2 separate regions of the Mus musculus genome follow, and region 1 is linked to region 2. The links are chromatin contacts, found by Hi-C or POLR2A ChIA-PET in ENCODE. All regions are on one chromosome and are shown on one strand. The core of a region is the stretch at or near the end of the contact, and the rest is flanking DNA. Distances in the headings are between cores, read along the strand shown. Region 1 overlaps Camk2d (calcium/calmodulin-dependent protein kinase II, delta). Region 2 holds the start of Camk2d (calcium/calmodulin-dependent protein kinase II, delta).

What was found. A loop is a pair of places that touch in the nucleus more often than their neighbours do. ChIA-PET counts read pairs that join two places held with the same protein, here RNA polymerase II (POLR2A).
Region 1: a map of heart shows a loop between it and region 2 (2.0-fold over the local background). The contact joins the enhancer-like site here to the promoter of Camk2d in region 2. A Hi-C loop is called at or near these places in 2 of 37 maps with a recorded cell type or tissue (both heart). POLR2A ChIA-PET finds 5 or more read pairs at or near these places in 1 of 5 experiments (Patski).

The regions. Positions count from the first base shown.
Region 1 is chr3:126,623,903-126,631,813 of GRCm38, forward strand. All of the region lies in intron 2 of Camk2d (calcium/calmodulin-dependent protein kinase II, delta), which reads left to right. Among named protein-coding and RNA genes, the nearest start is that of Camk2d, 31 kb to the left of the region's middle. Within about 2 kb of position 6,374, at least 1 of the 3 ENCODE cell types and tissues checked has a DNase peak (open chromatin) inside an H3K27ac peak, as active enhancers do; it is heart, where a contact is called at or near this core.
Region 2 is chr3:126,595,287-126,603,126 of GRCm38, forward strand. It overlaps Camk2d (calcium/calmodulin-dependent protein kinase II, delta), which reads left to right and starts at 1,665. Exons shown (of 21, transcript NM_001346635.1): 1 at 1,665-2,218; 2 at 3,780-3,874. The coding sequence starts at 2,154.

The sequences.
Region 1 (7,911 bases), core at 5,124-7,623, 33 kb after region 2:
CTGATGCCACCAGACTAGGGTTTTCCCAGTCTTGTCTCTTTCTTTATCTTTTCTTTCATCTTAGCTTTATTTAGAAAATATAAATATGTCTTGGCTGTTTCTTATGAAACTGGTGCTCTTTAGTCTTTAAACTGTATAGATTTGCACATTACACAAGTTCTTGTAAAGGCAGAGTTTGCAGGTTACGTTCCTCTTTTTATCATCTTCAGCAGATTGTGGGTGATTGCAGTTTTCTCTAATAGCCCGATGGTGTTTCATTTTATAAGTGTGGTTTAGTTCTTATATATTCTAGGTCAGTTTTGAAATCCAATTTATCAATGTGGTGTTTAGAGATTATAATTTAGAACCTTGCCATGTATGATGAGGAACATGTCCCTTTTACATTTTTCTAAGTCTGTTAGAGGAGCAAAACTGGGGAAACCCATTCTTTAGAGACATTGGGAGATGTTAGCTGGGCTGGTTATCTTAGCTCTTCCCCTTTCCTTATTTTTCTTTTTACTCAATGAGCCCATGCATTTCAAGAAATGTGGCCCTAGTAGAGTATGTTCTCTTGTCGGTTTTCTGGTGTCAATCATGAAGGTGCCAGTTTTAATGCCCAACCTTCTGGGCTGCAGCTGGTCCTGCACAGGAAGCCACTTTGGCATTAATATTTCAGGTTTCCTCTCTCCTGCCATCAACCCAGAGTCCTGAACAATTGGCACTGTTCAATCGACATGCTCATGAATATCCGTGTATGCTACATATTCAGAAAAGTTACTATGGAATGATAAAATCTGTGAAATCTCTGCACCCAAGTAGAAGGGCAGCCTAGCATATTCTCGGATATTCTCTAACTAGAGAATGATGCAGGGTTCTGCAAGTTTTAAAGGCATTCTGCACTAAACACTTCTGTAACTTTTCCTCTGGAGTCCACTCTGAAGTAAGAATCAGCAGAGGGTTTTCCATGCTCATTTAAAATTTTATTTACAAAAAGCTAAGAGGAAAAACAATTAGAAACAAGTGAATTAAATTAATAATCACTTGTTACCAATATCCCAAATAAGATGTTTAAGATATACTTGGTTGTCTGTATTGTTTCCTAGGAGTTTGTGTATACAGACTTTATTTTATATCCTAGCCTAGTGCTGAAATAAATATTCAATGTCTATTTAAAAAGTTAACAGCGAGTGTTAAGAAATCGTATGCTCTCTGTGTATTACAGAACTTAGGTGAGATTCCTCCTATTTAAAACTTAAGGTTGTTGTTTCCTTAAAAATAGCATCCTTTCATGTAAAGGCAAGTTGAACACGTGCTCTCCTTTGCACATGTTTGGCCTGGCCCTTGGCTTCCCATTGTTGAGTCATGAACAAAGTGAATCTGTCAAATAATCAGTTTATGAAGAGGAATTTATAGAATCCCATACTGGAGAAGCCACAGGTTTGAGCAGGGCTTTTATGCGTCTACGTTCATAAAAAGATGACTCGGCCTTTTCTCTTTCTGTGAGAACACACCAAGCAATGACTCCCATCCCCACAGTTCTGCTTTTAGACTTGTAACTAAGATTTCAATAGATGAAGTAGCAATTTCCAATAGTTTTAGCATTGGTGTTATAATTCGCGCACGTGTCTAGCACGTTGACTTTTCATTTGAAAAACTGGAGCATATAGAAAACAAACTCAGCTGAAGAAGGCAGGAAAGGGGCTCAGTTTAGCCATTGAAGGGGATTTGTATTTGCTGAGAATGGGCTTTTAGGTTGAACCAGCCTCTAGTTCCTCTTCGATGCTTCCTTTGTGGTCTTTGTGACCAGACATTTAATGTGTCAGAGGCATCAGGGGCTCAGGAGTCCTTCCCTAAACACCATGCAGCTGTCACAGGTCAAGGAGAAATACTGAGACTCATTTGAAATCGCTCAGAAGCCCCATTCCATGGAATGGTTCTGGCTGTGGATCGCCCATCACACCATCTGCCATTAGGGCCCAGCTTTGTACTTTCTGCCCATGCAGGGTTCCTGCTCTGCTTCGGAGCATCTCACAGTGACTTGTCACAACATACACGGAGTCTTTCGCTTCGTTCGTTTAGGCTGTATGTTTGTGTGAATGTTTACTGTTGGTCTGAACTCACTTGTAAGCGGTAACCAGTCCTGTCTTTTATTAATATCCATGTATATATGCTAGGTAGATGTGTGTATTTTACGTGATGCACAGCACAGAAGAGATACCTATAGTTCCAAATACATGGAATGAACTTAAGCTCCAAGGGCAGAAAAAATTCAAAGTTCAGCTTCTTTTGTTTGAATGTGTGAAAAGTCAAACTTCAAATAATTTAAGAAAGTATAGAATGCAAAAAAAATTTACAATCTTAAATGGAAAGTCTAGTGGAACAAACATTAGGCTTGAACTGAAATCTCTGCTGTGAGTATGGTTATCATATCTCTTACCTGATTCCCATTATGTGAGTTCACATCATGTGATAGCTCGACCAGGACAGACTAGGAAAGTCAAAAGTTATTCGGGTCAGCAAGCTCTCAAATTGTGCAAGGCCTTTGCAATTTAATTACTCCTGGCAGCCTTCAGTTCATACTAATAAACTCTGTGAACTACTTGTAACTGACACCTCTGTGAATTAATACACTTGTGATTTAAGGCAGATTCATTAAAAAGTCTTATTGAATCCAAAATAATTTAACCTTTAACACAGGAAACACCAGTGTAATCCCCCAGCAGTGGATTGCTTTGACCGTAAGGAGAAAGATGTTGTTACTCCTAGGTGCCTAGACTATAGACTAGAAAGTAGAATGACCCACTTCTTGTCATCCAGAGGGGTCAGAGGGAAGGAGTGGGGCACAAGTCTCATGTCAGTCATTAAGTATTTTCCCAGGAATCTGTGGACTTAAAACAAGGGGTAGAACTTGTAGGATGGAGCAGAAATCCTTACTCAGATAATTTTCATGATTTGAAGCACTGCTTGCTTCTATCCTTAGAAAATAGCAAGCTAGGGATAACTTGATTAATGAACATAATATTACATAGCACTTAGGAAAAGAGCATTATGTATTGGTGTTATTTTTTTTTTAGTCTCCACAAACATTAATAACAGCAACAGCAATGACATTTAGATTGCATTCCAAAGCCTTTTGCAACTAGAAACAATTTTAATTTTATATCCTCACGATGACTGATAAATTACTAGAGACGATTTATTGAATCCCCATTTAGACCCAGGAATGCTGATACGTAGAGAATTTGACCAAGTAGCCTGTGGTCTCAGACCTTCCCAAGGTTCTGTACCCTCTCAGTTCTATTTTATGTCACATTTTCCTGTTCTAGCTCTGTGACATGGCTGTGTTCCTTTAGTGAGAGCCGATTCAAAGATGTGGGACCTGCTGGTCATTTATTTGGCTTTTTGTCTATACTTCTTGAAAAGAATCAAGTCAATTGGTGAATGTATTGAAATTGATGACCTAAAAAAGTCTGAGGGACAGATGCATGGGTTTTAACACTCAAGTATTTTAAGTATATGGTACCACAATGACTGTTAATAAATGATTTTCTATTGTGGTTATAAGTCTTTATCAATCAAGTGTTAACAGGAATCAGGAAAGATAGGAAAGGAATGTATAAACACAGTAAGGTAGACAGGGCTGTACCAGTGATATGAAGATAAAGAAGTTGAAAATTTTTGTCAAGTGTTCTCTGCGTAGAGCAAGGGTCAGGTAGGTGAGATGGACCAAAGAACAAGGAGAGGGTTTTCTTGTGTGGAACACGATGTAAGCAACATCACCTCTCACAGTGGCTCGTGATGATATCATAAGAAAGCGTCCACATTTCCTGACTATTAGAAAGTATTGGGAAGGTCCCAAGTCACAAGCCTGGCTCTATGACAATACAGTTGTGGGTATTGATGAACTTATAGAAGAAACATGTTCCCCCTTGCGATAGGTGTTTGCATTTTGGCAGAAGGTACTTTACCCAGAAAAGTTGAAATATGAGATAGATAGCTAATACTATTTGCGAGTTTCTCAGCGAAATATTTTTAAAATGTAGAAAAGACTTGCTGTCATTCATGCAAGGTGTTTTCATCTTAGAAAACTACTCATAGCTTTTAGAAGCAGCCCGTCCCTACCAAATCAAATGACCACGAACAGGAGAGACAGCTCCTCCTTACCAACTCCTCCCTACCATGAACAAAAAATAAACAGAGCAATTACACAAGTATTCTAGAAAAAGAGTTGCCAAATCACATTCTAAAAAGTTAGCGTTCCTTCCTTCCTTTCTTTTACAGTATATGCGCTTATTACACAACATTTATATGAATGTTTGCTGTCCTCAAGGAATGTTGAATGCTATAGATGAACAAAAGTTGTGACCCATGAAGCTGTAACTTTCTGGAGAAAGAAACCAAACATGTGTAGAGTTGTTAAAAACATGTACCTTTGGGCCACTGGAACTGAATACCACACATAAGATGTCTAATAAACAATAAGCTTTCTCTCTCATAGCCTTGGAGATTAGGAAATTCAAGGTCAAGATGTCAGTAGATTTGGTGTTTCATGAGTCGACTTTCTAGTTTACAGATAGCTTTCTGTCTCATATTCTTCCTTGGTAGAAAGTGCACAGGAGCTTTCTGTGGTCCCTTTTCTAAAAGCAGTGACCTCATTCTTGAAGGTCACGTGCTTATGACCTCATCAACATGCTCTCCCCATCTCTCTGGGCACTAGGATCTAAACGTTTGAACTTTGAGGAAACATAAAACATTCAGTCTAGAAAAGACATCAAAGCATCTATTATCAGATAATGTCATAGGAAAGTTACTGTTAGATAGAATCATCAGAAAAGACTCTCTGAGGATGACATTTGAGTTGTCTATGAGAATGAGGAAGAAGAAGCAAAATCACATGAAACATGAGAAGTGTGTAGTTCAAGGGAAATAGGACAGAATTTACAGTCTGAAAGAAAAGAAAGGGCCAGTGTAGCTCAGGCACGACCAGTCTGCTTGGAAGAGACCGACTGAAGTTGCCTATATGTATGTGTGTGTGTGCGTGTGCCACAGTAGCAGGGCCTAGGGGATCATGGTAAGAAGTCTGGAGCTAAAGAACAGTATTCAGAGCCAGGCATCATGGCACATGCCTTTAATTCCAGCACAAAGGAGGAAGAGGCAGGCAGATCTTCCTGTGAGTTCAAGGCCAGCTTCATCTACAGTGAGCGTTCAAGAACAGCCTGGTCCTGGAACATAGTGAGACCCTGTGTCAGCGGAAAAAAGCCAAAAAAGAGCATCCTGCATTGAAGTCATTTAAGCAGGGCACAATATGCTTAACTCATGTTTATACAACAATCACTGGCTCTCCAGGGCAGTAGATCAGGAAAAAGCCCTAGAGCCAGCTCAGTTGAGTGTTAAAAATTCCAAGAATCTGAAGTGCTTGCTACAAGATGAGACAATGCTGACTTAGCTGAGAGTTCTGCTTTTTAAAAATAATCTAAAGTTATTGTGGCTTCAAAATGAAATTCTTTATTGTTCCATTGTCCATTGAAAAGCAATTTTACAATAATTACTGTTTTAATGATCACAAGTATAGTGTCAGAAGAGGCTTTTTGTTGTAACTTACTGTGGCAGGAAATTAGTTTTAGATGAAGAATCCTATGTGTTCTTAGCTGTGATTGTGTTAGGCAAGTTATTTAGAAAGCTTTGATTAGTAATGAATTAATAATAATAGAGAAAATATCTTAGCAGTCTATTCCGTGCATTGTCGTGTTTTCTGTTCTTAGCCACCACAATGCTGTCACTTGAATCCAGTAGCAGAGAAGTTGGGGGAACTTTCCAAGGTCACAAAAAGAAATTATGTAACCCGAAGACGTTGTACTTAGTTCTTTCTGCTATCCCAGAATGCTAAAAAAGAACCGCATAGCGTATCTTTATTGAGATATAATTTAAATATAAAAATGCACAGATGTTAAATATAATCTGATGAATTCTGGCATTTGTACATCCTTGTTAGCTACCTCCCCAAACTAAGTATAGACCATCTCTGCTTCAAGAGAATGTTCCTGGGAGTCATTTCCTATGAGTTCTCCCCCAAATCCTTCTACCCTATAGACAACAGCTTTTAATTTCTGTCAGTATTTGTTGGTTTGTCTCTCATGGATTTCCTGTGACGGGCATAGAAACAAAAGAAAATTGGAAACTAGTCTGTTACTTTAGTCTGTTACTTTATTTTACTTTTTGTTGCTCACACATAGTTCTGTTAACAAAGACGTTCATATGTTGAGACATTTAGCTATGTCCTGACCCAAGATAGTTTCTGAATGGAGGTGTTAGGCGCATTTCAGTTCACGGCTATGTTTCTTTTCTATTGGGGCAATACTTGGGAGGAGAACTGCCAGAGCACGGGGCCAGCTGCGTGTTTCCCCTTTTCTGGAAGCTGTCCAGTGACTCTCCGGAGAGCCGTCCCATCCAGCTTTCCTATCAGCGGCCTGTGTGCTCCACAGCTGCTCGCACCTACACCCACACTGGGTATTGGCACTTTATTTTAGCCATTCTCGTTGATGACTTTAATACTGTTTTCCACAAAGACACATGATGTTGGATAGCTTTCGATGTGTTTGTTGGTCCTTAGTATATCGTGTGTGTGTGTGTGTGTGTGTGTGTGTGTGTGTGTATTTAAAATCGTCTATGGTGTTTATAAGTTCTTTGATTTTCGTTAGCTATTTCTAAGACTTCCCCATTCGATATCAACGCTGTTTCCTGTTAGATGCACTGTGTCCTCAGCTTGCTTTGCCTTTTCTTTGCCCTAGCAGTGCGGCTTTGATGAGCAGAGATGTTTCAGATGAATGTTAAGTCTAGCTTGTCAGCTCTGCCTTCACAGCTACGGCTATGAGAGGGTTTTGGGGCCCTGGGTCTGCCTCAGAGTCTCAGAGACTTTCCTTTGGGTTTTCCTTGAAGACTCACTTGAGCTCCGTATTTCCCCCTTTGATTCATTTGGAATTCATTTCTGCCTGTGAGTGGAGGTGAAAGTCAAGGCTAGTTTTCTTCTGTGTTTATCCAGTTGTTTTGTCCACACTTATGTGACCTCCTCCCTGTCCTGTCCACTGTGCCTTAGTCAGGCAATCTTTTGTCTAATTTTACATCCCCACACCCTTTTTTAGAGCTAATAAGATCTATCTTGGCTTCTTTCATTTTCACTGAAGTTTTAACAACAGTTTATACATTTCTTTAGAATGCAACCTGTTACTGTTTTGGTTACAATAACAAAGGTTAATTTTTTTGTGGTCTTTACTGAACCTACTGATCTACAGATGTAGCTATATCTGTATTGTCCAATAGTCTGGACTGTATTAGCAGTTACCTCCCTCACGAGAGGGAATGGGTCCCTTTTCAAAGCTATTGAAACAGTGATTCTCTGAAAACATTACTTGATGCTCGAGAGGCTGTTGCCAGTGAGAAGTGGGCGAAGTTTGCCTCCAGACATCAACAGGACCAGTTAGACTTTCAGCATTGCCTTCGGGTCTACGGAAATTCAGCTTTCAAAAACTGTACAGTTCTTTGACTAATATTATATATATCTTTTATAATAGCATCTGACTTCTCATAGTATAGTTTGGCTACCTGGTAAATCATGTTGCAATTATTAGTATTATAAGTCACCACGTATAAAACAATCCTATGCAGATGAAAGCACTCAGAAAGGCCCTGGGGTTAAATGGTGAGCAAAGCTACATTCTTTGAATATCAGTAAAGGGCCCAGCAGAGCTAATGAGAAGGACCACTTCCAGGGTGAGCTTTTCGGTGGCGATAATCATCCAGAGCACTTGTCTTTGAGTGGTGTGACACTTGTCTTTTGGAGATGTGACAGGTGTGCCCTGCAGGGTGCCATCAGGAGCCCTGTCAGGTGCTGAGCACAGGGTTTGGCTTGAGGTGCGTGCTCAATAAGCGGTCTCT
Region 2 (7,840 bases), core at 415-2,914:
TCCCACAATGACAACTGAACAGCAGAGGCCCCCAGGTAGGAACAATACAAGACAAAGCGGGACGTGTGCTGATCCCACGTGCTTGGCAACGTCAAAAATCAGCACTAGGAATCTAGTGCGTGGGCAGAATATCAAATGATGTAAGTAAAATTGAAGGGAAAATTATAGTAAAACAGGCCAGTAAATGACATTTTCATGGGCAAAACAATGCAGACATTGAATGATGACTAAATTCAAAAAGTATTTTCTTGTGTTGAGTGGGAGAGGGCTATTAGAAGTATGAGTAATATTTGCAAAATCTATAACAAAAAAAAGCATTTAAAAATTATATGGCCGTCTGAGTACTTCAGTTCAAAGGCCACTCAGCATTCTTTAGAACAGGGAATAAAAGAACCTGCAAAGTAGTAACTTATAGCCGCCCTAAAAGCATGTACAGGCTCCCTAACTGAAAGTTATCTATCATCTTCCCACTGTGAAATTTTAAGTGCACGATGTGATTCTAAGCACGAGCACATAAGCAATAGAAATGCAGGATTTTATGGTTTCCTGCTGTAGAACAAAAAGCAACAGTCTGAAGAAAATTTTTTAAAAGTTCATGATGCGTCTCTATTTTCCGTAGGCCTCTAAATCTGCAATTGCCTCGTTTATTAAAGACTCAGAAGTGAAAAGAAGGCTCAGAAATGATCTTAGCCACCACTTACACCTTAACCCATCTTACATGCTAATTTTTTTTCTCCATGCTAATTTTTAAGCAACAGTGTCAGATATGCTTAACTGTACACACGTTCTTGAACTCTTAAATGGTTTTCCAGATAGCCACTGAGGGAGTACACTCCTGTGCCCCTACTTGGCCTGCTCTTTGAGAATGCAGGTAAAGAACTCCCACCCTCCCTCTCCCTTCTCCCTCGGCAACGCGAAACAGGCTAGGCACGCTCACGTGACGCTAATGACGTCAGCCCCCTCTGGGTCGCGTGACCCACAGCCAACCTTCCTACCGCCCCACCCCCTCGCCACTGGCGTGGGACATCTCGCGAGAAGCCTTCTTACTATCAGAACTTGCTGAGGTTACAGGGGAGTTACTCTGGAGAGGAAGGAAGGTGTGGCAGAGTGGTGCACTTTTGGGTTTCATTATGTTAGAGTTTATGATCAAGCAAATGCTTATGGGGATCGCCCTAGTCGGGAAAAGGGGAGAGAAGGGCGAAGACGTGACAGTAAAAACTGAAGCGAAACGTGGTGCCCTGACCATCTTTGCCCCTAGCTAAGGGACAGCCGGGCGCAGCAGAGGTGGCCAAGGCTGGCAGCCCCAGGCAGTAGCTGCGAGCCGGGGGACGTTGGACCCGGGTCTGGGAGCAGTAAACGCGAACCGCGCCCAGATGCAAGGGTTGCTTCCCTCTCTCGGCTTCCCCGGCCTCGCGGCCATCCCGCCCGGGTAGAGGCATCCGGGTTGTGGGAGCTTCGAGTGGTCTCTCATCTTTCCGCCCTTCGTGGGTCACTGCGACATCTCAGTCCCGTCCCCTTAAGCGCGCTCCCTGCTGCTCCGCGCATCTCCCTTCGGTCTCCCTAGACGGCTGCGGGAGAGCAGCCCGAAGGGACGCGGCTGGAGTCGCTAGAGGGAGGTGTGGGGCCGCCGAGGAGGGGGCTTCGCTGGGCGGGGAGAGGAGGGAGGAGGCGCCGGGGAGGAGCCGCGGCTGCCAGCTTCGCCCGAGCCGAGCGAGCGCACTCTGTCGCCCCGCGGGTTCCCAGCCTTGCGGCCCCGTGGAGAGGAGGGAGCGCGGGCCACCAGCGCCTCCTCTGCCCGCTGGAACGACCGGCTGGGTGTTCACTCGGCCGCTGCCGCCCGCCACTCCGGGCGCTGCGTTGAGCTCTCCGTGCGGCCTCGGTGACCGCGGCAACCCCTCCTGACACCTCTCCCCCGCCCCTTCGGGAGCCCTCGGCCCGGCCACCGCGGCGGGAGGAGGAGAGGACAAGGGATCGCGGAGCGGGCTGGTCTGGCCACCTCGCCCCGCGCGCCCCGCCCCTGCGCGCACTCCCTCGCCGGCGAGCTACTTTCGGACACGGAAAGTGAGGGCGGCCCCGGGTGACAGCGCGGCGGCGCCAGTCCCGGGAAGCCAGGTCTGTTCGCGTGTCGCCCGTCGCACTGTCCAGACCCCGCCATGGCTTCGACCACCACCTGCACCCGGTTCACCGACGAGTATCAGCTCTTTGAGGAGCTCGGAAAGTAAGCGTCCCTGCCTGGCATCTCCTCCTCCCCACGACCCCTCGTCTCCCTCGTGGGGATAGAGAGCCTGCGGGCCGAGGCGGGGAGACGGACCCTGGCTTGGTGCGGGTGGGGCACACAGGGAAGGAAACCTTTGCCCTACTGTGGCGGGTGCTCCGAATTCCCAGCCCATCTTCTCGGGTCCTCCACCTCTCCACGGGGGACTTAGTGAATTTATGATCTCTGCAGTTGTAGCTGTCATCCTGAGAAGTGTGCGCGCACGCGAGTGCGAATGTGTGTGTATGTGTGTTCGGAGAGGAAAGGAGATGCATGTAAAATGCAACATTTATCACATTTTTGGTAAATAGATGTCTCTTGCTCAGCCCGCGCTGTATCTGCGATCTGACCCAGGTTCGGATGAGCTAACGAGAGAACACTCGCTCTCTGAGATGGTGCCATATTTATCGATGCCGAAAGTTCAACTTGGCTTGGTGGAGAGTCTGGTTCGGCATCCAAGTAGTTGTTCCGTTCAGGAAAAGGGCCACCCAACAGAACCCACGTCCCTGCCATGTATCCGCTATCCTTCTTTGCACTAAGATGAGTCGCTCACCATCATTCTAGGATTTAGGTGTACATCGTCTCTGAGAGGATTTATTTATCCAGGCAGAGGAAAGCCCTAGAGCCCGAGAGAGCGTTTCCCCAGGGTAGCCTAGCTTGTGTAAAACGACCTCCTCCACTGAAGTGGCAGGACTTCCTTGAGATGTTAAGGAGGGACAGGGTACCTACTGAAGATCTGCACAGGGGCAACTAGAGACTCAGTCAGGAGGGAGTGTTGGTTTACCGAGCATCAAACCCCAAACCTATCGCTAATTTCCACTATCAGGGAAGGGATGCATTTGTGTGTGTGTGTGTGTGTGTGCTGTAGGTTTCCTTACAGTTGCATAAAAGGAAGTGTGAGCACTTTTAAATCAAATGAAAATGATATCTTTATAGATGATCTGCTGTTGAAACATGGAGTATGTCGGAAGAGCAGCTTAATTTAAATCTCTCCCCTCCCCCCAAGCCCAAACCAGGCAGAGAGAAATCACCTTACCCCAGAACCTGTTAAAGCACACCAGTGAGCTCGAGATTTATGTTTTAATGAAAACAATCGCCATATTTACTTAGTTGGAACCACGTTAATTATGTTTCCTACCGAAATAAACAGTTTTTTTTTTTTTTTCTTCTGTTCCCCAGCTCGGTCCTTTGCAGGGTTTGCTATGAGCATTTGGTGTTTTGTGAGTGTGAATTACAAATTGTTTTCAAATTTCATGTGCAAAAAAGAGTGGTCATAATTGGCATTACCTTCTATTTTGTTGATTAATAATCTGCGTGTTTCCAGTCAATTAAAAACGACTTTCATTCCACAACATTAAAAAAGATCTGGGCTGGCAGGAAAGAATTGTTTATTTTCTAGATAATGCTTTTATTATGTTGCTATTTGACAGACCACTAAAGGTTCATGAAACCGCTCAGATTTGTGAGTTTGCAAGTGGATACTAGATCTGATTATACTGACGACTTGCTAATTATTGGTTTCCAGGGGGGCGTTCTCAGTGGTGAGAAGATGTATGAAAATCCCTACTGGACAAGAGTATGCTGCCAAAATTATCAACACCAAAAAGCTTTCTGCTAGGGGTGGGTATTTTAAACCACATTTATTTATATATGTTAATGTTGTATTTGTTGTGTGAATGGTTGGTGTCTTCTAAGTAGTTATAGCATGTAGTTATAATTGAATTTTGGACTTAGGTATCATATTACATATTACCATTTTTCCTTGCCAAAAGCCTCTTGCTTTGTTTCCTTTGAAAAGTAGGTGAAAAATATAATTGTTATCAGCGAGTTATTAAAATGCTGTCTCCTAAGCAATGGTATAGATAAATATGTTGCAAAGCAAATAAATGTCATGAGGGGCCTTGCTGAAATCTGTTCAGAAGGATCTTGAAATGGAAAAAATGCAAGTCTCATAACTGTCATAATTCCCCTTTCACTTCTGAGACAAAAAAAAAAAATGGGTCATGGTTCAGTTGAATGTATGTTACAGTTGTAGTTACAGCTGAACTTAATACAGCGAGGTATATTTAACTTCAGTGGTTTGGGGAAGTAGGAAGAGATTTTTACTGTAATCTAGGAAGTTAGCTTGGCTTTGATATGTGTAGGCTAGGCCTTTTCTGGGTTTTCTGCATGAAACTTTCCATCAGATCATGCAATATATTTTACACCTTTAGCTTATAGCCACAAAGATACTTCATCCTGAGAGCTCTTGACATAAGTTTAAAAAAAAATAAACAAAAAACAAAAACAACTGGGAGCAGTGTGCCCACATGATGATGATGGTGATGATGGTGATGATGGTGATGGTGATGATGGTGATTAGAATCAAACAAAAGTCCATATACTGAAATGCCGGAGTTACAGTGACTAAGGTGCCTACGGATTTCCAAGGGAATTCATGGTGTGATGAAATGAAGCTGGAATCAAAAAGAACAGAATCCCATAATGCAGCCCCATCTCAGTGACCTGGTTTATTTTAAGTAATGAGAGGAAATTCCATTAGACTTAGTTTTCCTCACTGAATACATCTTTTAAGACATGCCACTTAAAGACGTCTGGGTATCGTTCGTTGCCTTTGTCCTCGGCTCTGACAAATGGATTTTCGGATTCTCCTTTTACGATATACTTTAGGTTTCAGTCTATGTATTCACTCGGATGGAATTCCACGATACTTCCCGTCATCTGATTTGCTCTTGTTCTGAGAAAGAATGCAAACTGACCAGGAACACCATGGTGTCCTGGTGTGAAAACTAATGAGGGACATGCCATGCTAATTACCTCTCCCTTTCGAGCCTCCACTCTATTGGAAGTTTTTATTTTTTTAGAATCACGAGGGATGCAGAAGTATAAGTGCCAGTTTAAGGGAAAGAAGAAGACTGAAAACATTGAGTCGGGTTTTTTTTCTTTCTTCTAGTGATTATGTTATTTCTTCCAGTGTGATATGTCCTTTGGCAATGGTGGGCTATCATTTTTTTTTTGGGGGGGAGGTATTACCACGCCTCTTCCAAGTCCTTTAATAGCTTTAGATTTCTTCTCAGAACAAATGGATTGGGAACTTCACTTTTTCTTAGTGAGAGTCATCACGTTTTATCCATTTTGTCTCATATGCCCCATATCAGCCTGGTGGTATTGCTGTCAATGCTCACCCTTTTCTCCTCCGTGGGAGATGAGTGCCCCAGCCTGAGCGGCCTCCAGCACTTTCTTCTCTGAACGCTTCCTCCAGTGTCACTCAGCTGCTCATGCCCAGCCTCTACAAATCACCTTCCTGTCTCAGAAGACACTCTTGTTATCTTCCTGTGCGATTTTTTGATTATTTATGTTTTATTTATTATTTTTAGGTGTGTGTGTGTGTCTGGGCCCTCAGGGCTGGGTAGTGGGAACTGAACTCCTCCAGCCTGCAAGAACAAGGATATCTATCCCTCATTTGTTGAGCTATCTCTCCAGCCTCTTTCTTTGCTCTATATTCCCCAGAAAAAATGCCATCTGTCCTGGAGCTGGAGTGATAATGCTCTCGCTTTCAGTCCTGATTCCTGCACCTGCTAGCTAGGTGATCTTAGGCAATCTACTCATTTTAATCTGAACCTCAGTCTTTTCATCTGTAACATGGGGTGAGGTAGAATCCTTCCTTGTAGGGGTTTGATTGATCTGTTTGGCTTAGTGTGTAGTGTAGAGAAGTGCCTCCCACTAAGTGTTCTCGTAGTGAATATCAGTTTCCATATTAGATGATGGGAATGTGGTGATAATCAAATTCCATTACTCTACATAAAATGTCTTAGTTCACATGAAAGTATGTGCAAATTGTGGCTTTAGTGACAGTTCTGATGTGGCCCAATTCAAACAGTGGCTCAGACACTAGGTGTATAAATTGATCCAATCATGTACTTTCCTAATATCTCAGATTCTTCGTCAATAAAATGGTAAAACTTATGAGTCTCATGGGGTGTCTTGCCAGTCTCACTTATTACAAATTTACTTATTACAATTGTATGTAAAGAATATAATATTCCCTACCAAATGCTCAGTAGCACTGCTTTGTATTGACACACAATTAGAGATGGTTATAGATTAGTTTTATTTTGTAGTGAACGTATTTGTTTCCATTGTACTCATATTGAGTTACAAATTACCTGAAGGAAAATCCCGTGCTTTCTCCTTTGATAGAACATTCAAGTAGACAGCACTGGGAACACTGAAGGCCTTCAAGATAGAGGGACTAGGATGCAATGTGCTTCTGACAGTATTTGTAACGTAGTTACGCACTTGGTTTCTTGCTGAGACCAAGCACATTCTGAAATGTATGAAGTCTATTTAGAGACTGTATTTTAAAATACAAAGTTTGGGAGCTGGAAAGATGGTGCTGTGAAGAGCACTTTCTGCTCTTGTAGAGGGCCCAGAGTGTGGTTCACAGCACCCACATGGCTAAGACCTGTTTATAACTCCCGTTCCAGAAGCCCTGAGGCCCTCTTCTGACCTTGATGAGTACCGCATGCATGCAGTAAAACTTGCAGGCAGAAAAATCATATTCACACATGAAATGAAAATGAATAAATACTAAAAATATATAATCTAAATTTTCTTTTAATAACACTTCTTTTACAGTAATCTAGTTTAAAGGTTTTTGCAGGAACATTTTATTTTTTGTATTTTTAAAAATTTAATTTAATTTTTTAATTATTTACTTTACATCCCAGCTCACTGGCCTCCTCCAGGTCACCTGTCACCCCTTCCACCACCCTTTCCCCTTCCCTCTTCTCCCTCCCCTTCTCCTCTAAGCAGATGGGCGCCTCCCTAGGTATCCCCCCTCCCAGCACTTCAAGTGGGAGGGGGGGTGCAGACGGTGGACTAGGCGCTTCCTCTCCCACTGAGGCCAAACAAGGCAGCCCAGCTAGAAGAACATATCCCATGTCCAGGCAACAGCTTTTGAGATTGCCCTCATGTAGGAACATTTTTGTAGTGAGAAACATTCAAAGACAAAGATAGAGTTCACTGCAATATAGTATTAATAACCCCCCTCCTCCCAATGATTTGTCAGAGCTCCAACAGACACTTTGGTGGAATAGACAATTTTTGTGCAATATTTTTGTTTATAGTATTTGACATAACATGCCTTAATAAATCTAATCCTTAAGGCTGTGCATTTTAAAGACAAGGACATTTCTACTACTCCCCTTTGTGCTGGGAATTTAACCTAGGGCCTCCTCACACACGCTAGGCAAAGACACTACCATTTAACTGTGTTATCTGCCCTCGACTAATGCTCTTTAGCTGTAACAGAGAAAAAGAGAAAGTGCCATTTGTCAATCAATCCAAGGCCACGGTGGGAACTGCCAAACATTTGGCGGGATTCCTGCACACATCTGAGCATCCTCTCTGCTGTCACCCAGACTGTTTACTGTGCCTCGACTGTAACGGGCTCTCAGCAGACAGCGTTGGCTGCATTCGCTGTCACTGTTAGGCACACACACCATATTTGGGAGACTCGGAGTCTGTTGAAGAATTCCGCTGTGTCTTCATCTGCATCTGCCCACAGATCATTCTGTATTAGTG